Regions from separate parts of the Mus musculus genome. Here all the other regions are linked to region 5. The links are chromatin loops, found by intact Hi-C in ENCODE. Cell type or tissue: left cerebral cortex. All regions are shown on one strand.

Region 1 (4,000 bases), 340 kb after region 5:
TGGAAATACCAGGTTTCCCCAAAATAGTAGAAGTATCACCCTCATTACCCACCTCTCATGCTGGTTTAGAAAGGAGAGTGTCTCCCAGCTATACATCAGGAATTCCTGAAAGGTGGGCTCAGGGGCATAATGAAATGTATGTTCTTAATTAATTAATCACTTACCTCGCTCCTGCTTCCTGTTAGATGGAGGGATGCCGGCCTTTGAGCCCAAGGTGGATCCTCTGAGTTGCCTGCTCTGAAGAAGTAGTAGTTTGCAGGCATCAGTTGGGAAAGAAAACTCTAGTAAGGATCATTTGTCTGCCCCTGCCTTGTTCTAGTGTTCACCTCATCTTTACTGGTTAACTAGAACTCTGTCATCACAGCCCAAAACAAATCCCAGATGACTTCCTCGACAGAATTTAGGCTCTCGGTTCTGGAAGTAGATGCCTTCAGAGGGGTGCAAGAAGTAATCTGCTTTGTGCATGTCTCCTGGATTCAAAGACCTTGTTGGCAAAACTCTGACCTTTGCCTTGACATCTGTTTGGGTGGAAATCTGGGTTTAAGTTTCTTCTCTAGATAAAAACAGCAGCCTCATGGGGTTGGAGGCTCAACCTACTCAGTATGATTAGGTGTAAACTGGGATATCTCATTGATCCTGATGGCAGCATTCAGCCTTACACTTTAACATATGATTTCTTGGGGCAGGGGGCAGGGATACACAGTTCTACAAAACTAACAAGAAAGAGGCCAGTGTTTAGCTTCACCGATATCTTTAAAGGAGTGCTATACCTTTAAGACTAGTGGTTACATGCAAAGCTGCTCAAACCACAGACGACAAATGAAAATGTGATCATATCTGTTAAATCCTAAGCCCCTACCCTCATATATTCTGTGCTCAGCTTAATTCCCCCTCAACCCCTCCAGTCTGATTTCTGTCCCAGACTTTAATTGCTAGGTTTATTTAATCTTTTGATTTCATTCACATGTGTGTGTGCACGTGCATGTGTGCCTGTGCATATGTGAACATGTACCTGTGCATAAGTGTGTGTGTGCATGTCTGTGTGTGTGTGTTTCTTGTGTGAGAGAGTATCATTCTGTACTCCAGACTGACCTGGAACTCATGGCACTTCTCTTGCCTTAGCCTTCTGAGTGCCGGGATTACAGGCATGAGCCACAATACCCAGGCACCAGTTTTAAAACACTCTTCCACTGAAGCCTCTGCAGTCCCAGTTTGGCGCCAGGTGGGTATTCTCATTTAATAAACATGAATTAGACTAAAATGGCTTTCGTGGATGCGATGTTTCATTGTTCAGATCTGATGGAAGTACAGCTGTAAGAACTTGGGGAGCTGCTTGTTTCCTGACTAGTGAATAGCATTTGGAATAATGACACTGTTGTGAGTCTACCTGGGACACGAAGAGCAAATCCCCAGCTTCCCCTCTGCATGCCCACCAGCTGCTCCTTCTTTGCTCTTCTTTTCAAGGGATGTGAGAAATGTTCACTCATTTCCTTTGTCCTGATGCAGGATTCTCAACCCTGGCACTGCTGACACTCTGGTCGGAAGAGCTCTTTGTTGTGGGTGAATGTGAAGCCTGTGCAGTGGAGACACTCCGCAGCATTGCTGCTCTCTGTCCTAGAGACATTAGTATGTTTCCAGGCATTGTCCCCGGCCAGGGATAGGGTTGGGGGGTGGGGGGGGGCAAAGTCACTCCCAGTCAAAAACCACTGTTAAAGTATGCAAAGTCACTTTGTAATTCTGCAATACCATGCGGGTGTGTAGCATTGATGCATGTATTACTTCCAGCAGCTGATTTCTGCAGAGATGGAAAAAAGGGCCGATTGCTTAAATAACTGACTTCAGAGCACAGTGCTCAGCTCCTTAGTCTGATGAGTTTAGATTAAACTGCCCTTGCCACAAGTTTGAAGCATGCTCAGATGGCAGAGGGTGTTTTACCCAAGTCGCCACTAGAGGACGTTTCTGCAGTTAGCAGAGCTGTTTCTGGGTAAAGAACACTGGCTGCAGCTTGTTTGCAGACAGTCCTTGTAAGACAATGCAAGAGCTTGCCTGCTTGCAAGGGAGGACCCCAGATCCATCCTACTGGGTGTTTATTTTATGCCAAACTCTATCCCCAGGGAGGTACTCTGCTCCCGAGGATGGGATGCCCATGTTTAAACAGCATGAAATACAGTGTGGATGCTCCCGCTCCACTTCCGTGGTCACAGGGGCTAAATAATCTCACTCACTCTGCCTGCCAACTGCAGGAGAGACTCAGTTAATGTAATTAAAGGAAGCGAGCGCTTGCCTCCTCCTTCCCAGTCTTATGTCTTGCTCTCTGTGCTCCATCAAGGAACAGCTTTAATGGTCGAGTGAAGGGCTCAGCCCAGTGCACCATGAACTGGAGATAATGTCTGGAGTCAGGTTAACTGAACTCTCCCGCCAGCAGAGTCCATGCCATCTGCCCATTTATTGACAGCCTTGTCAGCAAAAATCTGGAGTCTGAAGGTGGGCAGGCAGCCAGCATGCCTTCCACTGTCTCTCCAGCGTCTCGCTAGCAGATGTTGTGCTTCATGCCTGGAGCTGCTGTTGGCAAATCACTGCATGCTCATGTTATTTATCAGAGGGTGCAGGGAGGGCAGGAAGGGAGATGTGTTTTCCAGGAAGAAATTTGTATTCCCTTCCAGGTTTTCTGTAGATGTTAAAAAGGAGGAGAAGAAGAAGAAGAAAAAAACTACTGCTTGAAACTGACTTTGAAAAATGGGAATTAATCAGCTTATTGTTCAACACTGGAAAAACAAAATGGTTCCAAACCACACAGTTATTTGAGGAGCCAGTGCCCAAGTTCCATGGGTTATGTGGATTTGAACACTTGCATCTGCTCGTTATGATCTGCCTGGCCTTGGAGGGTGCTTTTTAATTGGACAGTCACACAAATACAAAGGAGTGGAGAGTGTTTCTTTTCAATATAGATAATACCACACTCACACTGAGTTCTTATCCCAAATGCCCAAAAAATCAGTCTGACTGTTTACCGAGTGAATAGAGATCTAGGTGCAGTTCTGTGACTAGACAATGCCTGCCTTCCTTTGACAAAGGAAATCTGTCTGGCTAGCTCTTTATAGTTTAAAGGAGGAAACAGGAAAAGAGGGACCTTTTAGAAGTGAAATTCAGCCTCTCTCCTAGTTTTGCATGTATGCCTTACAAGCCACTCTAAGTGAGTCCCTCTTGGAAAGCCTTGCAAAGGCTGCTTCATCCAAGGATGCTCTTGTAAAGCCCCCAGCTAGTGGTTCATTTGAGCTCTGTGTTCATCTAGTTATCCATGACAAAGAATGTCTTCTATCAGGAGATTGAAATGGGGTGGGAAGAAAAATTATTGGCCTCAAAAGACCGGGAGGGCCAGGGAGCCCTAGAGTGAGCACCCATAGTCCCTCACTGGGAGGATGGTGCTCCTTGTTTCTCTGTTGATAACTTATTCCCATGGTCATGAAAAGGGCAAAGTCTCGGCCCAGACATCAGAGAATTCACCAAGGAGAGGACTGAGGTTGTCCATGCAGATCCAGGAAACAGATTGGCACCTCCAAGGCATCAGAAACCCACTGTTAGGGATCCTGAATCTCGCCAGGGAAGGAGAAATGCTGGCAAGCTGCGCTCCACTGAGATGTTTCTCTGCACCACGCTGAGATACATCTCACTGGCTCCTAATGAAATGGTACCAAGCAGAAGGGAGACCATAAAAGCCCGAAGCAAGTGAACGCAAAGCACACCTGGTTGCAAGCCCCCCAAATTAACGTGGAATTGCCTTTCTCCTTGCAGGGAGCCCTACAGCCACAGCCCTGGGAATCACCACTTCTAGCACATGCATCGTGCCTTAGGATTTTAGCATTTCTGCCAGCCTCATTTTCCTACCCAGTGGAAGTCTTCCCACCTGGTCGGTGTCTAGGCTAGGCCATTCATTTTGGCACTCTGTACTAGGTCGGTGGCTTGGTTCTATGCCCATTCAGGCTGTGACATCTGAGAGTAG
Region 2 (4,000 bases), 230 kb after region 5:
AGCCTCAGCTATTTAGTCTTAAAAGCTGTCACCTGTTAGGATGGCAGGCCATAGTCTCTCCCACAAAGAGAAAAGCATGGCTGCGGGGAGTTGCTGGCAAGGGGGCACTCACCTAGTGTGCATGAGTGGATAGTGGCTCAATCTGAGAAGGGAGCAAGAGAGGCGAGAGTGTGCTTGAGGTTTGTGGAGCCTCGTTCTGGGTGGAGGGGAGGATCGGTGTGGACTGAGAAGGGGGATTAGGAAAAGACATGCGTCCAGGAGTAGTGGAAATGCCTTTAAATTCAGCATCAGGGAGGCTGAGGCAGGAGGATTAGGAGTTCTAGGCCAGGTCTTCTGTGTTAAAGGAGACCCTGTTACAAAAGAGAGAGGAAACAAAACAAAGAAAAAAAAGTAAAATGTGATGAGGCTCATGAAAAAAAAAGCTTGGGAATCACACTCGTGTAATGAAGAAATGGCTAAGGCATTGTGGGTCCTGTGTGCATGTGGCTGAACACTAGGCATTCAGAGGTGAAAGGCAGGGCAGGGCTGGGCATTAAAGCTGCCAGTGAGCAGGGATTTCTGGTCGCTTCTGTGTGGGCGGGTCATCTGTCTCTTCACAAATCCTTTGCCACGCTGACTTGTGCTCGCATGCAACAGCTGTTGTCGCCTGTTGGGGTCTGGGGAAATTAGAGGTGGGGCTGGTGTCATGTCTGGGTCACTGTGGTGACAGCCACTGAAAATGTATGAGTGTAGTTGAGAGACAGAGGTGGTTCAGAGTCTACCAGCCTGCCTGACCTGCATGAGAGGCTCCGTGAGCTGAGGAATAAAGACGGCGTAACCCCTTTCCTGTGGTTTTAAGGAAAAAGGAACCCAGTATTGACACATCAGCTGAGGACACTGGTCATGTCATCTCTGCCGGGGCATCAGCCTGGGAAGAAGGGAGCCCCTCTGTCCTCTGTTCCTTTCCTCTTGTGGTGTCAGATGTCTGCTTCCTGCATACTCCATCCTTTCTATAAAATCACTCTTTTCTCTAGTCAAGTATTGGCCCCCAGAAACTCTTATCTATCAACAGGTTTGCCTACATGATTACATATATAACCACCCCACTTTATTTTCTCTTTTTAAAAACCCAGTGAGTCTAATTTGCGCTGCCTGTATACTCTCGAGTGTGTGGGTATGTGCTGGATATTGACCGTGCCCTATTTATTTATTTCAATTTGAGTCTTAGTTTCATGTTCTAGGCTGGCCTCAAACTCATCACTCACAAAGGTCGACTTTGAATTCCTAACCTTCCTGTGGACTGTGATTTCTGGCCAGCACCATTACAGCTGGTTTATGAGCTGCCAGGGATTGGACCCAGGGGTTTGCGCATGCTAGGCAAACATTCTGTCAACTGAGGTACATCTCCAGCTCCAATTATGGCTTTTCATTCTGTAGTTTTGACATGTTTTGTACGTTAGGGCCTGCCTTGCTGGGACCCTGAGAAGATTAGCTTTCTCAGGATAAGCCAGTTCCTTAAAGCAGCAAGCATCTTCTTTCATGTGCTAAGCAATCAATCCAGAACCAGTACCCAGTCACCTTCTGACGATGCTCTTACTCTCTGGCTACTGCCTGCCCCCAGCTCCCCAGAACCAGGCACCAGGCAGATGGAGCCTCCCTCCTCCTCCCAGGCTCCAAAGCCCAGATGGACTGACTCAAAGCATCCGCCCCTTGCATGCACTACCATCGGTTCCTGTGGTAACCACAGTAAAGCCCTGCCCTAAAATTCTTCTCATACTGTACCTTCTGTCTAACCTGGTGCTCTCCTACAAATCCTTTCCTGGGGTCAGGGCTTGTCTGTCCTCTTGGGATCTGACTACAGTAGCCATCTCCTGGTCTGGGAGAAATGATAAAAAAAATGATAAAAATGATAAAATGATAAAAAAAAACCCTCAAACAAACTGCATTTTAAAATAGATCCCAAAATGCAGACCAGGTAGGTTCTGTGTTTCTTCTCGGCCAATTCAATGGCATGCAAACTCTGTATGAGACAGGTCTCAAACTCAATGCTGGGAGTTCAGAAAAGAAGGAAGAGCTGTTTGGTTTTGGTGTCAGTGTGCCCATCTGTTGAGAATGTTGGACATTAAAATAACTCATCATGGAAGGAGAGCTGCCAGCGCCATGTGTGGCCTGAGAAGGGACCAGAGAAGAACAGTTTTAGCTTGGAGTTGTGTCACAGAGCAGAATGTCTGGTGAAGTCCTCAACAAAAGACAACATGTCATGTGACAGTTCCCTAGGGTGTGAGAGCCTGGGAGATGGGGTGGGAGCATGGGTTTGGGTTGCATCTAAGGGAGAAACACCTGTTCTGCTGACATTTGGCGCCTCCTGTGTGCTTGTTACTTGTGTGGTGAGGGGTTTCCCACTGTGTGTGTGTGTGTGTGTGTGTGTGTGTGTGTGTGTGTGTGTGTGTGAAGCTTGGAGGAGGCCACATGTGCAGACACTTGGGGCAGGAGTGGGCCTCGCTTTCTTCCAGCTAAGAAGTAGCAACCATTTGTGCTACAGGCTGCTTTGGGGCTGGAGAAGACCTTTATGCCTGGCTCATACCGTATTAAAATATACAATAGCACATCTGTGAGCGTAGCTCAGTTGGTAAGTGCTAGCTGTGTAAACAAGAGGACTTGAATTCAATTCAAGAAAAATAGCTCAGCCTCCACCCCTATCCCCACCCCAACAAAAACAAAGCAAAAACAAACAAACAAACATCCAAAAAAAAAAAAAAAACAAAAAAACAAAAACCATGGGTCTGGCTTATAATCCTAATGCTAAGGAGGTAGACACGAGACGATCCTTGGGGTTTGCTGGACAAGCAGCCCAGCCTAGTTGGTGAGTGTCAAGCCTGTGAGAGACCCTGACTTAATATGCAGAGTGGTCAACGTCATGAGGAACAACAGCCAAAGTTAACATGTGGCCTCCAAACACATATGCAAACACACGTACATGTATGAACAGGTATGTATATGTATGCACAAATACATACATATACATATAAAATATAGACCCCAGCAACCAACATTTAATATTGTGGCAACTTTATATAAAAACTCAGTTTTGCATGTTTCTGGAGAAAATGAAATCAACATTGGAGTGTTGGCTGAGGCTAGACCACACCTGCTCTTGTGGGCTGGGTCAGGGATGCTGCCATTTGTCCCTTACCTGGATGTTCTTACCTGGATGCTATGCCCTTTGTGTTATGTGTTTGGTTTTCAAAAGCATCATTGTTAGCTTGCTGCCCAAACAAACTCTCCCCTTCGCCACCTTCTTTTTGTGTCTTAAATAGTTGTTGAGAAAGTTGAGATCTGAGATGGGTAGACTTGCACACTGAGGCAAAAAAGGGACTTAGACCGCTTGACGAGAGTCTTCCACAAAGAGACAGACCACAGAAAGAGCAATGCATCCTCCTGAGATGCATGGTGATTTACTCTGCAGTAAGTGTATTCCCAGGAACACGATCTTCTTGCTGGAGAATGGGAAATTGAAACACTGAGACCTTTAACAGGAATCATGCTAAGACTTAAGGAAAAGGGAAAATGGGAAAAGAATGAAAACAAAAGAAATAAAATGTGTTTTACATTTAAGGAGCTCTGATGACCATCTTTAGAAATACATTTTTTTTCTTAAAGAAAGATAAGAAATAATTTTGGAAAGGGAAAGATAGCCAAAGAATTTGCCAAGTGAACATACCACATACTGCCTCAATAATTATTCATTAGCCAAATTAAAACAGATCAACCTGAAAGTTGAAGAATAGAATGATCAGGCTAATTAAGATGCTGTCGTGAAACACTCAGCACTCATGTTGCACCTTGAATTTACCAGCAAAATAAAATTTCAGATGACTTTAGTCTGGGCAGTTCAGTGGCTTAGTGGTTAAATGGATTGCCCTCTTCACTTTGTCCTTTGCTATGAGATGAAAATGGCTTTAGTCTTAGTTGAGACCAGGCATACTTGGAGCATCCGAACCAGTCCCTGCACTTTGATCTG
Region 3 (4,000 bases), 300 kb after region 5:
TCAACCAACCCGAGCCCCCAGAACTTTCAGGGACTAATCCATCAACAAAGGAGTACACATGGCTCCAGCTGCATATGTAGCAGAGGATGGCCTTGTCATGCATCAATGGGAGGAGAGCTCCTTATCTGATGAAAGCTCAAAAAATGTCCCGGTGTAGGGGAATCAAGGGCAGAGAGGTGGGAGAGGGTGGGTGGGTGGTGGAACACCTTCATAGAAACAGGGGGAGGGAGGATGTAATAGGGTGTTTCCGGGAGGGAGGGAAACCGGGAAAGGGGATAACATTTGAAATGTAAATAAAGAAATTATCCAATTAAAAAAAAAGAACCAATTGGGGGAACAGGGCCTTAGCATCAGAACCACCGCCTACAATTGGAACCTTGAGGAGAGAGGAAGCCTTATTATTTGTGTCTCTCTCCATTACCTCCATGAAGGAATACAAGTCCTCACAGATGTCTTGATTGAAGACAGTCTGGTGAAGACCTTGGGAGAATCTCACAAGCCTCGTGAATCTCATGAGTCTTGTGAGCCACTCCCTCCCTCCCTGGGAAAATATTAATGGGCTTGATGTCTTGAGTGTCTTATACACATTTTAACAGCTGTGCAGCTTCAGAATAGTGATGATTGTGTCCAGTCTGGAGGGACCAGCTGGCTCCACACTTCCTTATATGCCTCCTTTCTTCCCTTTTGGAATGGAAAGGAGTGCTGTGTGCCACTGTATATTAGATTTATGTATTTTTGTTTACAGATGCATATAGATGAGTTTGGCTTGAATGTCTGAAGGGACTCTGAACTTTGGCCTGTTGAACAATATTATAATTGTTAAGAGTAAGGATATTTTTGAAGTTAGAGTAAATAGGTTTTGCATTATCAGATGATCATAATTACTGGGGGGTAGGGGCTGAATTATATTTTGAATCTGAAATGTCACCCATTGGCTCCTATTTTGGTCACTTATTCTCCGGCTGGTGGTGATACTATAGAAAATGTGGAACTTTCTGAAGTTGGTTGAAGCACGACACTAGGGAGATGCTTTTGAAGGTAACCTATAACCCCTGGTCCTGGCTCTTCTCTGGTTTCTTGTCTGTCACAATGTGAATAGATGCAACTATAGCACCACCATTATGGACAGAGCTGGTCTCTCTATAGTTTCCCTACCACTATGAACTGACACCTCCTGAAACCAGGAATCAAATGGAATCTTTCTTATGTTGTCTGGTATTTGATACAGAGTAGGAGAAAAGTAACATAATATCCAACAGTTTTCGACTTTGCTTCTCTGTCTCCACCTTCATCCTCTCCTCCAGAGCTGGTATCTGCCTTCCTTCTCCACTAAAAACAAGGAACACAACAATGCCTAGCCTAATAACATCTAGAGTTGGAAAATATCAGCTCCAGATTCTAGAACATTTCATCAGGGCCATTTGGTGTGGGTGCCTAGCTTTCTAAGTCTCACTGCTTTGGTGAGTCATTTTTTTCTGGAGCAAAGTGGAGACCTGCTTCTTCAAACCCACACACCCACCTCCCTTACTGAGCAGAAGCTGTGAATCCAGATGAAGGCCACAAAAGCAAAGCCTTTTCTTCCTCCAGGGAGCACTGTGTAAAAACACGTTATCTCCCCATGGAAGTTGGTGAGCTCCTTTCCCCTCCTCTTGTCATCAGTTCGCTGCACAGTGTCTGGAGTCAGAACTATCTGGCACACAGGACAGAGATCTTAATGACGTGAGGCCTCTTTCTTCCTCTGCAGAGGGAGGCTATTAGGGTATACCTTCCCAGAAATGGTGACCTACTGGACACAGTAAGCACTGAGGAGATGCCTGGCAGGTTCGGTGCTCGTAAATATCAGCATTGATTGTTTGGCAGACATCGTGAGCCTTCAGAGAGCATATACCTTCCGGTGAAACACCTCCGTGCTGCACAAAAGAACAGTGGCAACAGAGCAGCTTGGTCAGGGCACCTGACCTCTCTAGTCATTTCTGTAGGGAGATGAGGGCACAAGGCACATTTTTTCACCTGTTCTTCGCAGCAAACCCTGGAGACTCAGCTTTGTCTCTGAGTAGGAAATGACTTATGAAAATTGGAAAGACTTCAGGAACACACTTGGCACTGAGTGCCCAAAAGTGATTCCTAAGTACAGTCAGGGTTGCCAAGGTAGCGGCAGATCATGATTTTTTTACCTGATGGAGGTGACCCTACATTTATTCCTGAAGCTCCTGAAGGAGGTGACCCTATCTTCATTCCTGTAGATCCTGAGCCATTTGCCACCATGTAAGATTGTATTGTAGTTTCCCATGGACCTTCGTCATGGGGATGGTAATACTAGCAGCTGCCTCTGCTAGAGCTGCACTCCAGACAAATTTCCCACCTCTATTATGGAGTAGTATTCCAATCCCCCCTGGTAGTCTGGCTCTATCCCCTTCTCCCTTCCCCTGCTCACCAACCCACCCACTCCCACTTCCTGGCCCTGGCATTCCCCTACACTGGGGCTTAGAGCCTTCACAGGACCAAGGGCCTCTCCTCCCATTGATGACCAACTAGGCCATCCTCTGCTACATATGCAACTAGAGCCATGGGTCCTACCATGTGTATTCTTTGGTTGGTGGTTTAGTCCCTGGGAGCTCTGGGGGTACTGGCTAGTTCATATTGATGTTCCTCCTATGGGGCTGCAAACCCTGTCAGATCCTTGGGTCCTTTCTCTAGCTCCTTCATTGGGAACCCTCTGCTCCGTCCAATGGATGGCTGTGAGCATCCACTTCTGTATTTGCCAGGCCCTGGCAGAGTCTCTCATGCACAGCTATATCAGGCTCTTGTCAGCAAGCACTTATTGGCATCCACAATAGAGTCTGGGTTTGGTGATTGTGTATGGGATGAATCCCCAGGTAGGGCAGTCTCTGGATTTCCTTTCCTTCAGTCTCTGCTCCACAGTTTGTTTCCATAACTCCTAACTTGATATGCCAAGTTCTGTTGCTATGCTATCCCTGGGAGGCCTGAACTTTTTTTAAGGGACAGGAAAGAGGAGTGGATCTGGGGAGAAGGGAGTGGAGAGGAGGGACTGGAAGGAGAGGAGGGAGGGGAAACTGCTGTCAGGATGTAGTATATGAAAGAATTTTCACAATGCCCACTGAAAGGCCCACGGAGCCGGAGTGTGATGCCTATGGGTGATGGCAGCTGTGGTAGACATGCTCTCTCAGGAAGAAAGGACTGGCAGACAAGCAGACTGCTTTTTCTCAGACTTCTTTTTATCTGAGCTGCCTGCTGCCTGTCGGAAGATGCATCCCACACTGAAGGAGAACATTTCTGTTCTTGCTTCATTTCTGTTTCTGTGATAAAAGCACTGACCAAAAGGAGCAGAGGGAGGAAAGGGTTTATTGTATTTTACAGGCTATGGTTCATCACTGAGGGAAGTCTGGACAGGAGCTCAATAGGAACGCGAAGCAGAAAGCATGGAGGAATTCTGCACGCTGGCTCACTCAGAGGCTCATGCTTAACCAAGTTTTGTTGTTGTTGCTTGTTTGTGTTATATACAGTCTAGTGTTTCCTGCCTAGGGAATAGTGCTGCTCACAGTGGGCTGGGCCTTTCTATAGCAGTTACAATTAAAAGAATCTCCTGCAAAAATGCTCACAGACCAATCTGATCTTAGCAACCCCTTAAATGAGTCTTCCTTCTCAGAAGACTGTAGATTGTGTCAAGCTGACAGTTAAAGCTAACCAGGACATTTCCTGTCTCAGTCACTGTCTCATGGGTCAGTTCTCCCTGAGAACACCCTTGCAGACATACAGGTATGTTTTGCCAGTCCCATAACTCCTTTTAAAACCTCTGTGTGGTGTTTTGAATAGGAATGCTGCCCATAGGCTCATATATTTGAGTGCTTAGTTACTAGGGAGTGGAACTACTTGAGAAGAATTAGAAGAATTAGAAGGTTTGGCCTTATTGGAATGGGTGTGGCTTGGTCGGAGGAAATGTGTCACTGGGGGCTGAGCTTACAGGGTTAACAAAGCTCAA
Region 4 (4,000 bases), 190 kb after region 5:
ATTGTAAGAGCCAGAGGTTAGGAAGAGCCAGAGTGAAAAAAGTGCTTTTTGGACACATAGCAAGATGTTGAGTTCCTTGACTCTCCCAGCTGAGATGCTGTTGATGGCTTCTTGTCAAAGGGAGACATAGTTTCCTTTAAGAGTATGTTCCCTGGTTGACCTTGCTCCAGTAGATGGCTTTGCACTCATGAGTTTATAGATAGCCCAAACTGAACTAGGAGGGTTATTAAAAACTAACAGAGACTATAAAGTTGGGAGGATGAGAGAAGCAGGTGAATCTCAGAGGAGTTAGGAAGAGTGGAGAGTGAGTAAGATTAAAATATGTTGTATGGATATATAAAATTATCAAAGCATTCTTTAAAATATTATATCTAAAAATAATTATTAGTTACCACTCAACTCTAAGTCATCATTCATTTTCTTCTTGCCTATTTTCACAATCAGAGGCCACACAGGCTTCTACCACAAAGTCTGCAGAGCTGGATCAGAAGATGTTTAGAGAACCTAAGGCTATGTACTAGGTAGATGGCTCAGTGGATAAAGTGTTGGGCACACGAGCTTGAGGAGCTGAGTTCAAATCCCCAGAACCCCCATAAAGCATGGAGTGGTGGTGTCTATCTGTAATTCTAGCAATCCTATGAGAGATAAGATGAGACAGGAAAACCCTTGATAGGTTGAAGGCCTGCTTCCTGGTACCTGCAATAATGAACAACAAAGAGACCCTGCCTCAAACAGGGTAAAAGGCAAAGGATGGCCCCCAGTGCTTTCCTCTGACCTCCGTGTTCATGTAGTAGCATATGTGTACATTGGTGTGCAAGCTCACACATACACACCATGTACCACAAACACACAAAGACAGAAAGATAGCCACACACACACACACACACACACACACACACACACACACACACACACACACTCACTCACTCACTCACATATCTAAAGCTAAGGTTCAATAAATCAAAATAAAATAACATTTTGTAAGTTGCTCCTTAGGGGGCACCATTAGTTAGTTATCCCCAGAACCAGGTCTTTGCCTTGCCTTCCCTGAGCTGCCCAAAGCTATGATATTTTCTTAGATTAGATGGCCCATAACCTAGTGCTGGCTACTTAGATGCATTGTGCTGGCATTTTATTTCTGTTACTCAGGCTGTTTTCCATTTGTTTCAAGAATATACTGACATAACTGTTTACTGAAGTGTTAAAAAATCATTTTCTTAAGCTCTTTTCAGACTTTGAGAGCATCTCTTGCATCCCAGTATTTGAATATAATGATCCCTTTTCACATTCATTTTTGATATATTCTTGGTTCTGGATAGGCATGTGGTTTTCGTTTGAATCCTGGATATTTTCATATGATAAGAACCCAGAAGACCTTGGTATGTTTGTTAGTCTGTCTGTTTGTTTGCTTGTTTGTTAGTTATTGTTTTGTTTTATTATTATTATTTTTAAAGCCCTGCTGTGTTAGAAAAGGTTGATGGGTGAATGCGCTCTCCTGCAGCCTGGGGAAGGTAGGCATCCTTGTTCAGAGGATGACCCTCACGACACCAGCAAAGAGCTTCTGGTCCCTCCTATGAAAAGGTGGAGTTCCTCCCTGTGATGTCTTTATTCATGTGTATGGATTAAGATCAGCAGCAACTGGCAGGGGTGGAGGTTAAGACTCCCTGTGTAGCCCAGTGTGATGCCATTCTGAGATGTGTTAGTGAGTGAGTGAGTGTGTGTGTGTGTGTGTGTGTGTGTGTGTGTGTGTGCAAGGGATGGCACTGAATCCTGATATGTGTTAGTGAGTGTGTGTGCAAGAGGGCACTGAATCCTGAGATGTGTAAGTAAGTGTGTGTGCAAGGGGTACCAGTGTGACACCATTCTGAGATGTGTAAGTGAGTGTGTGTGCACGGGGTGGCACTTGATCCTGAGATGTGTAAGTGAGTGTGTGTGTGTGTGTGCAAGGGATGGCACTGAACCCTGAGATGTGTTAGTGAGTGTGTGTGCAAGGGGTATCAGTGTGATACCATTCTGAGATGTGTAAGTGAGTGTGTGTGCAAGGGGTATCAGTGTGATACCATTCTGAGATGTGTAAGTGAGTGTGTGTACAAGGGGTGTCACTGAATCCTGAGATGTGTAGTGAGTATGTATGTGTGTGTGTGTGTGTGTGTGTGCACGGGGTGGCACTGAATCTTGAGATGTGTAGTGAGTGTGTGTGTGTGTGTGTGTGTGTGTGTGTGTGTGTAAGGGTTGTCATTGAATCCTGAGGATCCATAAGTAGGCTCTCCACTCAGCCTTTGCTGATATGAGTTGGGAAGGGACTTTGCTCCTTTGGTGATATTAGGTGAAGTAGAGCTGAGACTGTCTCTGGGATTTCGAGAGGACTGACTTAAGTGGGTGCTTTCTGCCCACACTTGGCATTTCTCCTGCCAACTCTTTCAGCTTCATATCTATGGCCCATGTGATCAAAAGAAAACCCACAGTCCCTAGCTTCTCTCTCTGTCCTTCATGTTTCAGGGTCCTCCAGTATCTGCTTCAATGCAATATATGGGTTTTTCAGTACCAATTAGGAGCAGGGAACGGTCTGCTTGACTCTAGCACAGTACTGATCGTGTTAGAGTCCAGGAGCTGGCTCATGAGGCTGTGACTTGGGTTTGTTTTAAAGATAGAAGCTCTTGAGTCTTAACACTTCTCTCCTCATTCTTCCTGCTCAAAATATAAACCTAATGCTTAGAATGGACTGACTCTCCATCTTTCGACTTTGAGGCTGAAGTACACATGCGGCAGATGGTGGAGGTGGAAGAAAAAGGGGTCTGAATAGCTGTCTTCAGAGTATCCTGCCAAGTCTTCTAGAGGATTTAAAAATATCTATGCACACATGCTATCGCTTACAGCCTGGCCCGAGCCTGTGGGGAGACAGATCACTTGTCACGTGACTAGATGAGGCAGCAAGCAGGGCTAATACAAGTAATTCATGTCTCATGCTTCTTCCCTGCCCCCTTTCCTGAAGCATCTTCAGTGTGTCTGAGATAGCACGTCTCAACCCGTTGGTGACGGCCATCGGCAGGCAAACACACATTTCTGACGGTCTTAGGAACTGAGTCACTGCTCAGCCGCAAAATTACAGTTATGAAGTAGCAAAGAAAATAATTTTATGGTTGGGGGTTCACCACAACCTGGGGGACCGTATTAAAGGGTCACAGCATTAGGAAGGTTGAGGACCACTGGTTAGAGGGCAATAGCATGGGGGCATTCTCAAGAAACACTCATTCAAAAGACAGGAAGCCATCGCCAGTGAGTGGTCTGGAGACGGGTGCGGACAGACTTCTTGTCACTCTCAATGACATTTCAACGCAGGTCTAACGAGTAAAAACTGCACAGAACTCTCCATAAATTACAAAAACAAAAAACCCAAACCAGTTTATGCAATATATGTATACTTGCACTGAATCCTCACCACAACCTTTTGAGTTTATTATGGCTTCCTCTCTTACAGAGAAAAATTTGTCTCCTGGAACTACATCAAGTTGTCCAAAGTCTCTCACTCCCAATGATGGAGAGGCCGAGAATCAGAGTTTGACCTTGTTGATCCTGAAAGCCGTGTTCCTCATCCGGCTGTGGTGTCTTCACATTCCACCCATATAATGCAGTCTCCTCTTGTGGACTGAAATTCTGGCCTCCTGTATTCTAGATTATGCTCTCTGCTGCCCCAGGCCCAGCCTTGGTTTTGAGAAAAGGCAAAAATGTTAGCGTCCTAAACACAAGTCACAGCCTTAAAAACAATGCTCACGGTTGAGTGCTAATTGCAATCTAGGCTGTGGTTGGTAGAACCTTCTCTGTAGAGGGCCAGAGAGAAGGAATGTGGGGCTGTGCAGGCTGTAAAGTTTCTTCTGCAAGTCCTTATGTCTTATTTTTTTTACCCCAACCTTAAACAAATGCAAAACTCAGGGTCTTTGAGATGACTCAGCTGGTTAAGCTGCTGGCCACCAAACCTCATGTTCTGAGTTTGAGTCCCTAG
Region 5 (4,000 bases):
TTCCCTCACCATCTCAATCATTTTTGTACCAATGCTTTACTCGAGCTCAGGCACACGGATTGAAGTGAGCTAGCTTTCTTTCACGTGGAGATTTGAATTCCTCCTGCCATGTATTCAGTCTGCAAGATGTGTGCAAAACAGCTTTGCAGACCTCTGGAAAGGAAAACAGGCTGTGTTACTGTTTGCTTTCAGGAGATAACTTGAACCTTTCATAATTTATAGCAGCTGAAATGCTCCTTGACGGCCCATTTTCTGCACACTCTTCTCTTATAATAATAAACATAATATGGCTGCATGAAAAAGCCCTTGGGGGTATGGGGTCCTGTATCAGGAAAATAGTTAAGCTCTTGGGTCCAATAGGAGCCTGGAACAATCTAAACAAAACAAAACAAAACAAACAAACAAACAGAAACTATGGGATTAGGGTATGTATTTAAAACCAGAAGCAGGCCTTGCAAGTTGTATGGTGTCTTATAAGACATTAATTGAAAATGAAATTATTTCATTTTTTTATTATTAAATTATTTCTAGAAATTATTATTTCTAGAATTATTTCTAGAAATATATTCAAGGGTCTGAAAGCATTCCAGATGCTCCATTGCATGCAAGCAGAGAAGGGTGGTGGCTGGTAGGAAGGCACCAGCCAGCAGCTTGTCATCCACACATACATGAGTTCCCTTTGTCCTGGTCTCCGGTTAAGACAGCCCACCGGAAGATGGGTACTGGCCTTTTCATAGTCGGCACAGACACAAAAAGTCCAGCTGGAAATGGAGTCTGGCGTTGTCAGACATAATTTCTAGCACATCAATCATCGTGCAACGCTCTCAGGGATGTATTCAATACAGTGTCTTCAGAACACTGATTTTCACAGCTTTCACCAAACAGGCTCTTTGTCTGGACCTACCTGGACCTGTCTAGATGGTCATGAATTGCTAAGGTCAGAGTTTCCACCTTTCTTTCATGTGGGGCAAAATGTGTGATTTCATCCACCTTTCATAGTTATAAGCAGGTGCCGTTCCTGCTTTCATCCAGCAGGGAAGAGTGACATTAAACATGTCACCTTGGTGAAGCATTGCATTCACCTTCCTGCTAATGAGACAGGGTCCCCAGGGACTTCCTGAAGAGCCAAATCCTCCAAATTTTCAGGAGCAACTCATCTGAAATCTTATTACAAGCAGGTTCCAGGGGGAATAGAGTTATGGCAGGCTTGCAAAAAATCTATGGGCAAGCTCCCTGCAGCAAGTTTCCTGAGGGACCCTCCATCCCAGTTACACGTACACAATCAGTTTCGTGTTCGTTTTAAAGGAACAGCAGTGGACCCCAAAAGGAAGCTAACATGTTGTGCTTGCAAGGTGAAAACGGGCTTTTCAGAACTGCCTCTTTTGTTAACGTTTAAAAATCAGGATATCACGTTGTAACCCAGACTGGTCCAAAACTCACTATATAGCCCAGGCTGTCCTGGAATTGGTTGAAATCCCTGCCCTCCCTCACCCTCTCAGATGACAGGCAGGGGCCTCGCGGCCAGGCTCTCTTTTGCTTCTTGCCGTCATGAATGCTCTTTCATTACTCTTTCTAGGCAGGGCGCTTTTGCTCCAGTACCTAGTTTAGGGTCCTCAAGTGCACTCCTTCCTCATTCACAAACCAATTTGACTCCGAGTTCATAAGCAGGAATTCTCTACTGGTCAGCGAACTCTCTCTGCACCACCATTTTCTTACCCCCACCCCCACCCCGTCCACTCCCGCCCCTTATAGAACTGATTCTTTGAAGAAAAACACAGCCAGCTTGGGGAAGCTGACGTAAACATCCTGAGGAAATAGCCACAGTAAAGCCGCACCTCAGCCTCATTTCCCTAGGGAAATAATCAGCACCTCTGCCCCGAGACAGCTCCAGGTGAGTTTGGAGCTTGGGATCACCTTCGCACGCTTGGAAGTGCAGGCGCTGGCAGAACAGTCCGCTCCCAAGTGCACTGCCAACCATTGTCACTTTTAACCACCCAGGCATTGGGCAGGGGAGGTATTGTGGATAAAAGCCGAGGTGCGGGGTGATCCCTTTTTTCTGGGTCCCTCAGATCTGCCCCAGGTCCCCAGGGTCGCCCCCAGCGGGGAAGGGGTTCTCCAGTAAACCAGTCTGCGGTGTACACAAGTCGCCTCGGAATCACCAGGAGGCGTCTCTCCCGGCAGACCTTAACAGGATTAGGGAAAGCCTGGACTACTAGCCTGCAGGGCGCAGGGGCGCGGATAAACAGGCGGGCTCCGGGAACAAAGGACGGAGAAGCGGATGCGCTTTGAGCAGGGAAGGGGCGTCCTCCTCTCGCAGGAGGGAGATGCGCCGAGGCCCGAACCCCGCCCCGGCCCGCCCCTCAAAACCTCCTTTCTTTTCGCTTGCGCTCGGAGGCTATCGGTGGAGAAGCCAGGAGGGGGCGCAGTTCGCCTTGGCCGCCCGCTAGTCCTGTCGCACCCTTCCTCCGCCGCCTCCCCCAACCCGAGAAGCGCACAAAGAGCGCCAGGCCCGACCACACACCTCCCGGCGGGGCCGGGCTGGGCGGAGGGCGGGGCCGGCGCGCTCTGGGCTCCTCTCAGGCACTGCGCATGCCTGACCGCAGGGAGGGGCGGGCCTGGGAGCGGCGGGCGCGCACGCCCTCACTGTTCCCGGGCAGTGTAGGGCTGGCGTCCCGGCAGTGGGCGCGCGGCGCTCGTGCGCGTGTGGGAGCCCGCGGGGTCTCAGTCCGCGCGCCAGGCATGTGCGGGACCCTAGAGGTCACCTGCAGCGGTGCGGGTCGGGCCCTTTCTGCAACCGGTTTCTGGTTTTGGCATTCGTTCTTTCAGGGCCACTTGGGCAAAGTGCTACCCAAGGGGACGGAAATGTGAGCGCGCGCGCGAGTGGCAGTGTGGGCGGGCGTGTCTTTTGTGTGGCGTGCGCTCCCGCGCAGGTGGGCAGCTCGCGCCCAGCAGTCACAATACCAATGGGGCCCAGGATCTCGAGCCTTTGGTTCCGCGTCCCAGGGTTGGGCCGCCCTGTGGTACAGATACCTTGTACAGTATACCGTCCACCTAGTGGTCGCGTCGGCTCCAGGGATGCTTTATTTGGGGGCAGTAACGGGACTTTAGAAGGACCGCTCTTTGGAGCTTGGCGGCTGGCATCACAGTTGGGCGCCTTTTCTTCTCAACCTGGAGAGGAAAGAGACTTGAGGACAGTGGTTGTCCTCGGCTGATAGGTACATATAAATGTCCCGAGCCAGCCGGTCCCGCATTAGACAACAAAGAGAGGCGTTCGCGGCGGCGGCGGGGGAGGGGCGCGGCCGGGAGGAGGCCGGGGCGGGCTGCGGCGAGCTCGATGGGGGTGGCGCTGGCTCCGCTCTCTCAGCCCCGGCCTCCGCCCGCCCCCGGCCTGGCGCGCGCCAATCGCCTCCCCCAGCGATAGTGTCAGTAGCATTGTAGTGTCAGCTCCCGCCGGTGACGTTGCGCCTCCCTCGTCCCCCTCCGGAGCCGTCTGGCTGCAGAGGCTCAGTCAAGAGGCGGGTAGGAGAGGAGGAAAAAGCGCTGAGTGAGGGCGGGCGGGAGGGAGGGAGGGAGGGAGTGGAGGAGCCGGGGAGGGGCTCCTTAAAGAAACGCTGCTGTCGCTCGCCTGTTCGCTTTGCGCTCGGCATTGTGGCCAGCCAGCCGGGCACTCGGGGGGCACGCGCGGCCGCCGCTCGAGCTCTGCCCCCACCCCAACCGCCAGCAGATCTGGGGTGGGGACCCAGGCGGGGGCTCTTGCAGCCACTGCCCGGTGCGGATTGCACGCAGAGACCCACTCCTCCGAGCGCCGAAAAACGAGCCACGGAGCCCTCCGCAGCCGACCGGCCTCCCCGCCCCTGACTGCCGGCTTCCCGGCTGCCTTTGTGGCTGCACCTTCTAGCTGCCGAGCAGAGAGCCGGCTGGGGCGCGGCGCGCACGGCGGAGCGATGCCCAGCTCGCTGTTTGCAGACCTGGAGCGCAACGGCAGCGGCGGCGGCGGGGG
Region 6 (4,000 bases), 280 kb after region 5:
TCACAGGGTGGAAAGGCTTATGGGAAAGTCATGCCCCATACTGTGACTGCCTCCTCTTAAGTCTCAGCTGGGCTGTTCACCACTACTCTTGGTCCATCTTCTCCTCCAGCTCAAGGATGTGGAACAGGAGAGAGAGAGAGAGAAAGAGAGAGAGAGACAGACAGACAGACAGAGACAGAGAGACAGAGACAGAGAGAGACAGAGAGAAACAGAGAGAGACGGAGAGAGACAGACAGAGAGAGAGACACAGAGACACACAGAGAGAGAGAGAGAGACAGAGAGACAGAGAGAGACATGGAGAGAGACACAGACACACACACACACACACACACAGAGAGAGAGAGAGAGAGAGAGAGAGAGAGAGAGAGAGAGAGAGAGAGAGAGCTAAGAAAGAGAACAGGCAAGGGAATCTGCTTAGGAGGAAGAAACACAAACATGGAAGCAACACAAACATGGAAACCTTAAGTGAATTCTGTGCCCAGTTCACCACTAGGGACTGAAGTGCCTGCAGGAGTGGATTGGGGAGAGTCTCCTTATGACTTCATTTGGAAGTCACAAAGGCACCCAGTGGCCAAGATGTGCCACTGATATTGTAATCCAGTAGATGTGATGGTTTTTGGAAAGGGGTCATATGCATATTCAGGAATGATCGTTCTTCACCTCCATCCCCTGCCCTCCAAGCCTCTGAGTCACTTCTGAGACACTGCCTGCATGGGGACCTCCGAGGTCTTCCATCTCCTGAAACTTTATAATTTGTTATTGTTTGCTTTTTAACCTGTGGCTTCTGGAGTGAAGCAGGAGTTAGACTCTTACTGCAGAGGTGCTGGAAGCAACACTGCCTGTTAGCTTTAGTAGCAGCGTCACACTCACAGCTCCTTTTAGGCTCTGTATACTTCTTTAAGTTTATCTTCATTAGCTGCACAGAAAACAGGAACCAGAAGACAGTGTATTTGCTGATAACATCAATCATCTTTATTCATTATCACCATAACACACCGCCTCCCCTTAGAAGTCATCCTGCCTGAGGCTTAGAGTTAAGCACTTCCTTTTTCTCTATTCTTCACGTTCCTTCTTTTGTTAATCTCATCACAACTGTGATCTTCTTCTTTTTAAAAAACTTTATTTATGTGTGTGTATGTGTGCGATATGTGAGTGTGTACCTGCATTTGTGTGTCTGTGCATGTGCGTGTGCATGTGTGTGTGTTGATGTGCTAGTGCTGTGAAACACTTGTGGAAGTCAGAGAATGAATTTTGAGAGTCTTAACTTACTCCTCTCCTTGCACCATGTGGGACACAGGGATCAAACTCAGGTCATGAGGTTTGGTGGCAAGCACCTTTATACTCTAAGACATCTCCTGGGCCCCTGATTTTCAAGTTTAGAGTTTCTTCTAGCTATTAAACTTGTGTTTTATTCCCCAGTACCCTGGACACGTGTGGTGGAAAGAGTTTAATTAAAGTAAACTAAACTAAAATGAGATTCTTTCATATGTGTGCAGTAGTAGTGTATGCAGGTATGCACATGTGAGAAAATGCAGAGGTCAGTGATCAACATTGGGTCTCTTCCCCAGTCTCTCTTTCTACCTTATTTTGGAGGACAGAGTTTCTCACTGAACCTGGAGTTCATTGAGTTGGTGGCCAGTAAGCTCCAGGGACCCTTCTTTCTTCATCTGCTGAGTGCTGGGCTTGTCAATACATGCTGTTACCACCACACTCAGCTTCGTGATCCACACGGGAGCTGCGGATCCAAACCCAAGCCTTCATGCTTTCACGGCAAGCACTGTGCCCATGGAGACACCATCCTGTCCTGGAAGGATTTGTTTCCATCAGTGTCTCTAATGACCGCAGCCCCTAGGAGGTGATATTCTTCTTCCCTTCAGCTTACCTTAACTCCACTCCCATCACTCTCTTCTGCCTACCTCAAGCCAGGGCACCAGCCCTTCCACCCTGTGCACATAAAAGCGCACAGATTTGTTGCATTGGTCTACAGTTGGTCACGTGACAGCTTTAGCCAGCTTCTGATGCCTCAATGGAGAGATTATGAGACTGCAAGAAGACAGAAGGCATTCATCACAGTGGCCTCAGTGACTGCAACATGATGTAAAGCTTTCAACCAATGAGGTGCCTGTCCACTGCAAAGAGAACAGTCTGATCATGTCTAAAGGACAAGGCCCAGGGGCTATGGTCAGACTGGGTGGGCTGAGCTTCCTAACCACTTTCTCCTGACCCGCTAGGACACACCCTTCCACTCTTGCTTGTTTTTGAGCTGACTTCATCTTCCCCTTACTTTACCTCTGAGCAGATAGGTCAAAATATTAAGGGAAGGGGAAGGGGGTTTGCAAAAGACAGTGGGGGGAAATGGCATTGAATTATTCCCATAAATAAGGAGCGAGTAATTATTAGAATGTAGACGTTTATGCTATGGATGGCAAAGTACTGGAATATATCATGAAGTGTCTGTTTTAATATCTGTATCTTGGTGGTTGCTAGGTTACAAGGGTACTTTTAATAACATGAAGGGAGCTAGAAATACTTGTAGATGCTTTCCTCATTGAAAATATTACTGGCAAGAAAAGGGACATATTGCCGGCTAGTACCGTGAGATATTATAAGCTTTCTGCTGCTCATTAAAATGCATCTTAGCTGTTCATATTATGAGAAGTTCACTTTAGAATTTTCTTTCAAAATAGATGTACTTTGCGGTAATGAAACTTGGGTGGTGGATGGGGACAGCTTTATCCCCAGGAAGATGACTTTGTTCCATCCCACCTGATTAGAAGATCTTTATTGAAAAATGACCTGTCACAAGCACTGTCTAAACCCTTGAGATGTAGATGGTTTAAAGAAGACAGTAATTGGGCTTTTTATTATCAGTGAAAAAGCATGGTTTTTTTTTTCCTTGAAGATGTAGCAAGTGATGTTTCTTTATTTCTGATTAAGAACGCACCCTCTCTTTTCATTATTTGTACATCAAAGGCTGCAAAGCTTGAATTAGCCCGTGGCCCTTAGCAAAAGGACAAGCCTACTACTGCTTTGTGCTTGGAAAGCTGTGGTAAAGAATTACTTCAAACACAATGCTAATATTGCTCTAATTGGGACCAAATGAATCTCCCAGGAGCACAAAGGCAGTGATTAATTTTACCTTGGCTCATATGAAAATAAGAGAATGGAGAACTTCAAAGAGGTGGTAATCTTGGTGTGAGATGGGCAGAGTGGGAAGATGTTCAGCAGAGAGCAAGGGGACACTCCCTCAGGCACGAGAGCACGTGCCATGGAATCAGTAATACTCACTATGTGTTTTGTCACATTAGCTCACTTAATCCTGTAACAACATCCTGAGAGAGATGTCATCTTCAGTGTATGGAATGGGCTTATATTAGTAATGTGACAGTAGTAAGGTCACACAGCGAGGGAATGTGATGGACACAGGATACCAATCCATGGAAGCTGCTTTTGCATTTTCCAAGTCTCTCCCCAACCCCAGGGCAGTCACTCTAAAGTGATTGGCATGAATGAGATGCAAGAGAGACTAGACTAGAAAGTAGGGTGGCTCCACATTATCCCGAGGCTTCAGTGGCAGACTGATGTTTTTATATTTACCCTGGGCATGATAAGGACACATTCTCAACAGTGAATAATGAATCCAGAATCTATATTTTAGGAAAAGAATTCTGGCTGGGCCTATGGGAGTTGGAAACAGGTAGGAGATGTAGCTGATTATTGAGAGAAGTATCTAAGAAACTACTCCAAACACCCATGCAAGATGTGTTAGCCTGGAAATACCTATTGAGTAGTTACTGAGGGATCACAGTGTCTCAGGCTTCTCCAACATTTTTGAATCATGTTTGCCTTTGTAATGATTAGAATTTGATCCATTCCTAGTTCCCTTCCGAAAGCCAAGGCCATTTGGTCAGCGTCTTCATATTACGTTCACCAAGGATCCCGCTACTCCATGTTATACTCCCTGGAACTCTCGCCATTTTTTAGGACATGTACTTGAATT
Region 7 (4,000 bases), 200 kb after region 5:
AATCGTATCAGGGATAGGCACTGAGTCAGGTCTTGAAGCTTTTGATATTCCAGGCCCTCACTGAATCATCTAACTCAAGGATTAATCATTTTTTACATAGGTGTAAAGGACATTTGAAATGTAGCATAATGAAGAAATGGCTAAAACATCATGGTACCTTTAATCAGTTGAATATTATGACCCATAAAGCAACATGAAAATGTTGTAAAACTTCTGGTGCATGTTCAATGCAACAAATGACAATAATATCATAGACTCATTATTTTGCACAATTGACTTATGCTAATAAAAAGTGGCGGTATTGATGAGCAAGCATTGAGGGGTGCTTCATGACTATGTGTGTTGGTGAAATTTTTACTTTTTAATCTTTTGGTCAACTTGACACAAACTAGAGGACTCTGGAAAGAGGAAATCTCAATTGAGAAAATGTTTCTGTAAGACTGAGATTGGCCTCTCGGCAAGTATCTGTGGCTTTATCTTGATTAATGATGGATGTGGGAGGGCCCTCGACATCGTGGATAATACTGGGTAAGTAGCTCTAGATTTAAGAAAGCAGGCTTTGCAAATTTTGGGAGCAAGTCAATAAGCAATGGTCTTCCATTCAATTCATCCTCCAATCCCTTTCTCCAGGTTCCTGCCATGAGTTTCTGCCCTGACTTCCCTACATCATGAACTATACATTGTAAGCTGAAATACCTACCCCTCCACAAATTGTTTTTGGTCACAGTGTTTATCACAACAATAGGAATGTAATTAGGACAAATATGTAAACAAATGTAGCATGCTACCAACTGGTGTGCGTCTAAGCATCCTTATACTATTCTGTGATGATCTTGTAGTAGATTCACAGCAACCATCCAGCCAGTGCCTTCCTTCCCAGTTTATGTATGGCCCAGAAAATGGAAACTCAGATAAATTAAGAGACTTGTTTACGCTGGGAGTGGTGGCACATGCCTAAAGGATTAAAATCCTAGCACTCAGGAGACAGAGGCAGGCAGATTTCTGAGTTCGAGGGCAGCCTGGTCTACAAAGTGAGTTCTGGAACAGCCAGGGCTATACAGAGAAACCCTGTCTCAAAAACAAAAAAACAAAAACAAAAACAAAAAAACAAAACAAACAATTAAACAAACAAAAAAGAAACTTGTTCACAGTACCAAGGAGAGACTGGAGCTGGGATTTGATCCGAAGTCTCTCTGATTTGAAGCTCCAGCTTCTACAGTTTCTGACAAATGAACTGAGGCCTGCCAGATCAGACCCAGATACTGTCTTTGCTGAGGTGTCAGCCATTAAACTGGCAGGCTGGATGAATACCTTGAGGCTTGCTACATCATGAAGCACTTTCCTGAGGCCTCAGTTTGCAAATAAGAAATTTTCCTTGGAGTCTCTCCAAAGAGGAAGAGATGGGGTGAGGAGTGGGAGTAGGGGTGTGGAATGAGGGGTGGGGCATTACTTCCAGGCCCACAGCGGGAACAAATCGCTGCTCTTTGCAAAGCCCTTGACATTCAAGGATCCCTCTAGGAAGGAACAGGGTCATGCTTTGACACTTTTATCAAGGACCCTGCTCCTTCTATTTCTTCCCCTTCCCCTCCCCCTTCTTCCTCTTTCCTTTCGCCTTCTTCTTCCTCTTCCTCCCTCCTCCTCCTGCTCCTCCTCCTCCTCTTCTCATCTACATGTGGATGTAATGAAAGTCTGCTGGGCACTTGAGAAAAGGAGACACTGGAGTGGTGTAAGTAAGCTGTTACTGCCTCTCTTCCCAGCAAGCATGAGCTGAATAAAACATGTAGTCAATAAAACCCAGCAAAACAATGAAACGAAGCCCTTTGGTGCTCTTGTATTGGGTGTTAGGCAACCCAGAAACCTGTGGTCATAAAAAGGGGAATGAGGGGAAACTTTACACTCATAGGAACAAAGACAGCTCCGCAGAAGGTTGAAAAGAACACTAGCCTAGCTCAAGTCTTATCCTTGGGCACCTGGAAGCAGTTAGGTTTGAAAGCTGTGCAGACCTCAGGCCGGCTGCTCCCAGCTCTCCCAGGGATCTCGTTAGGGGTAGGCAGTGCAACGTGCTTTTCATTAGGAAACCCATTGATCCTACCCACAAAGATACATTTTTTTTCTTTTTTTTCCCCAATGGTAAATTTATAAGCTTTGAGCACAAAGATCATTTACAGTCTCCTCCTACCCCTTCTTTGCAGGGGATGGGGGTGGGGTGTAGAAAATTTGGAGCTGCCCTGGGTGCCAGCTGCCCTAGGTGACAATTCAAGAAAGTCGTCCCTTGACTGGCTGAACACTGCAAAGCAAACTTCAACACTTTCCTATTTCTGGTGAAGACTGGAAGGAAACGGGGAAGTTTTTCATCCTTGGTGCCTTGTTAGGACTTGGTATAAAGTAGGCCAGTGCAATTTGTCTATTTTGGGTTTCAGAAACATTTGTTCTTCCCACAAGAGGTATTTTAAATACCTTCAGACCACGACTGCAACCCTAAACAATTCATTAAAATAGGCTCTTTGGAGCCTAATTTTAAAACAAAAAGTTGTTGATGATAATGATCATGAATGAGCCAGGCAAGCGCAGCTGTCCAGTCCTCGGGCTTCAGAACTACTCAGAAAAGTAACAACATGATTGTCCGTAGTTGTGTCGTCCAGCCTCCATCTCCCCCAGAAGGCATCCACTGTAATAGAAGAGAATCAGATTGAGAGAAAGAAAGAAAATAATCTTGGCTAAATTGCAAACACTGAGTCACCAGGGAGGAAGGGCTGTTCTGAGCCAAATCTGCTGTATTTTCCCTTGGATTTGTCTCCTAGCCCAGGCCTAACTGTAATCATATCTAAGCACTACAGTAAATGTGCAAGGCCATTGGTAAGCCTCAAAACTGCTGGTTTAGTAAAAACTGCAAGACATTGGCCATGAACAGTCACAAGAATGGAGAACCAATGGCGAGACCATTCTTCCTCAGGCAGTCCTATTTGCTGAATGAGTTCCTGGGGTCATGCAACAGATACTGACTGATGTTGCAGGAGACAGGAATAAGGTGGCACCAGGCACATGATAGTGTGGTGGGCAATCTGTAAGTAACTGCGAGACCTTCTTCGGATCCTTCTGAAATTTGTTGTGCATGCCTTGGAACAAGTAGGGTGTCGTTTTATGATGTTTGTGGATTAGTGTGGGGAGACTTTGCCACAGGCTACGGCTCTGTGTTAGGGGAAGTAGAAAGAGGAAGAAGCATGCAGTCTATATTTTGGCTGTTTAACAATGGTTTGGTTAATAATCCTTTCCACCAGAGTGCAAGTAAATGCACATGCACACACATACACATTTGCAGTGTTGAGGGGCAGGAGACTGAACCCAAGGACTGTGGGTACTTTGAAAAGAACCTGCAAGATGGTTTCAAAGGTGTTGGGATAAGTTGAGCTTGTGCAGGTGCGTGTGCTATGACAGTAATAGGCCTTGTTTTGATCATGTTGATACAATTGCTAAGCTTTGTGCTTTTATAATACCGTCTCTTAGGCTGGCCAAATAGTTCAATGGGCAAAGGAACTTTCTGGCAATCCAGAACATAAGAGTTCAATCCCTGGGACCCACATGTTGGAAGGAGGGAACCAGTTCCCACAGGTTGTCCTCTAACTTGTACATCGTCTGTTCCATGAGTGTACCCAACTAAGTCAATCATCAATCAATCAGTCAACCAAACATGAACTAGAATTCCTGAAAAGAAGCTATATCTACAAAGGCTGATTGAAACTCCCCAGACTTGGAGAGTTTCACCTTTTAAATGTTGCAAGGTGAAGAGCCTAATTAGAGTCTCTCTGTGGTACCTTTCGTCCCTCATGGAGCCATTCTTTGTCCACCTCTGTGCCAGGCTCAACATCCAAATAAACAGATAAGTCCTTTGGGATGTATTAGCAAAACCCTCTCCTCCACCGCTGGAAGGGCTAACAATGCTATCAGGCAACATCTGGAGCCTATAGTTGAGGTTTCCCCTATCTTGTGGGGTAACCTACCT

Evidence for each region. A loop is a pair of places that touch in the nucleus more often than their neighbours do. Peaks named below come from ENCODE experiments on the same cell type or tissue, not always from the same donor. Only the 100,000 strongest peaks of a DNase experiment are listed, where the experiment ranks them.
Region 1: a loop joins it to region 5, with 9 times the contacts of the local background. A loop is called at or near these places in 5 of 42 quality-filtered maps.
Region 2: it touches region 5 in a loop (4-fold over the local background); 2 of 42 quality-filtered maps call a loop at or near these places.
Region 3: a loop joins it to region 5, with 6 times the contacts of the local background. A loop is called at or near these places in 2 of 42 quality-filtered maps.
Region 4: it touches region 5 in a loop (2.6-fold over the local background); 4 of 42 quality-filtered maps call a loop at or near these places.
Region 6: a loop joins it to region 5, with 11 times the contacts of the local background. A loop is called at or near these places in 3 of 42 quality-filtered maps.
Region 7: it touches region 5 in a loop (7-fold over the local background); 5 of 42 quality-filtered maps call a loop at or near these places.

What each region holds. Positions count from the first base shown.
Region 1 is chr7:83,199,899-83,203,898 of GRCm38, forward strand. No RefSeq gene overlaps it. Among named protein-coding and RNA genes, the nearest start is that of A530021J07Rik, 53 kb to the left of the region's middle. In left cerebral cortex, a CTCF peak has its summit at 1,944; DNase peaks (open chromatin) are centred at 1,968 and 2,458; H3K4me3 peaks cover 287 bases; H3K27ac peaks cover 431 bases.
Region 2 is chr7:83,093,461-83,097,460 of GRCm38, forward strand. No RefSeq gene overlaps it. Among named protein-coding and RNA genes, the nearest start is that of A530021J07Rik, 53 kb to the right of the region's middle. In left cerebral cortex, no CTCF peak of the experiment used is centred here; DNase peaks (open chromatin) are centred at 1,652 and 2,096.
Region 3 is chr7:83,159,913-83,163,912 of GRCm38, forward strand. The region is part of intron 4 of A530021J07Rik (Riken cDNA A530021J07 gene); the gene reads left to right. Among named protein-coding and RNA genes, the nearest start is that of A530021J07Rik, 13 kb to the left of the region's middle. In left cerebral cortex, no CTCF peak of the experiment used is centred here; DNase peaks (open chromatin) are centred at 1,510 and 3,156; H3K27ac peaks cover 1,453 bases.
Region 4 is chr7:83,053,859-83,057,858 of GRCm38, forward strand. No RefSeq gene overlaps it. Among named protein-coding and RNA genes, the nearest start is that of Gm36817, 18 kb to the left of the region's middle. In left cerebral cortex, no CTCF peak of the experiment used is centred here; DNase peaks (open chromatin) are centred at 2,458 and 2,774; H3K27ac peaks cover 934 bases.
Region 5 is chr7:82,863,707-82,867,706 of GRCm38, forward strand. It overlaps Mex3b (mex3 RNA binding family member B), which reads left to right and starts at 3,627. Exons shown (of 2, transcript NM_175366.3): 1 at 3,627-4,000. The coding sequence starts at 3,945. It overlaps Gm36584 (a long non-coding RNA gene), which reads right to left and starts at 3,590. Exons shown (of 5, transcript XR_003946820.1): 1 at 1,836-3,590; 2 at 1-153. In left cerebral cortex, CTCF peaks have their summits at 2,416 (motif pointing right) and 3,055; DNase peaks (open chromatin) are centred at 826, 1,154, 1,536, 2,513 and 2 more places; H3K4me3 peaks cover 2,695 bases; H3K27ac peaks cover 2,354 bases.
Region 6 is chr7:83,143,228-83,147,227 of GRCm38, forward strand. No RefSeq gene overlaps it. Among named protein-coding and RNA genes, the nearest start is that of A530021J07Rik, 3.2 kb to the right of the region's middle. In left cerebral cortex, a CTCF peak has its summit at 551; DNase peaks (open chromatin) are centred at 1,893 and 2,581; H3K27ac peaks cover 297 bases.
Region 7 is chr7:83,059,044-83,063,043 of GRCm38, forward strand. No RefSeq gene overlaps it. Among named protein-coding and RNA genes, the nearest start is that of Gm36817, 24 kb to the left of the region's middle. In left cerebral cortex, no CTCF peak of the experiment used is centred here; DNase peaks (open chromatin) are centred at 1,944, 2,373 and 2,678; H3K27ac peaks cover 1,512 bases.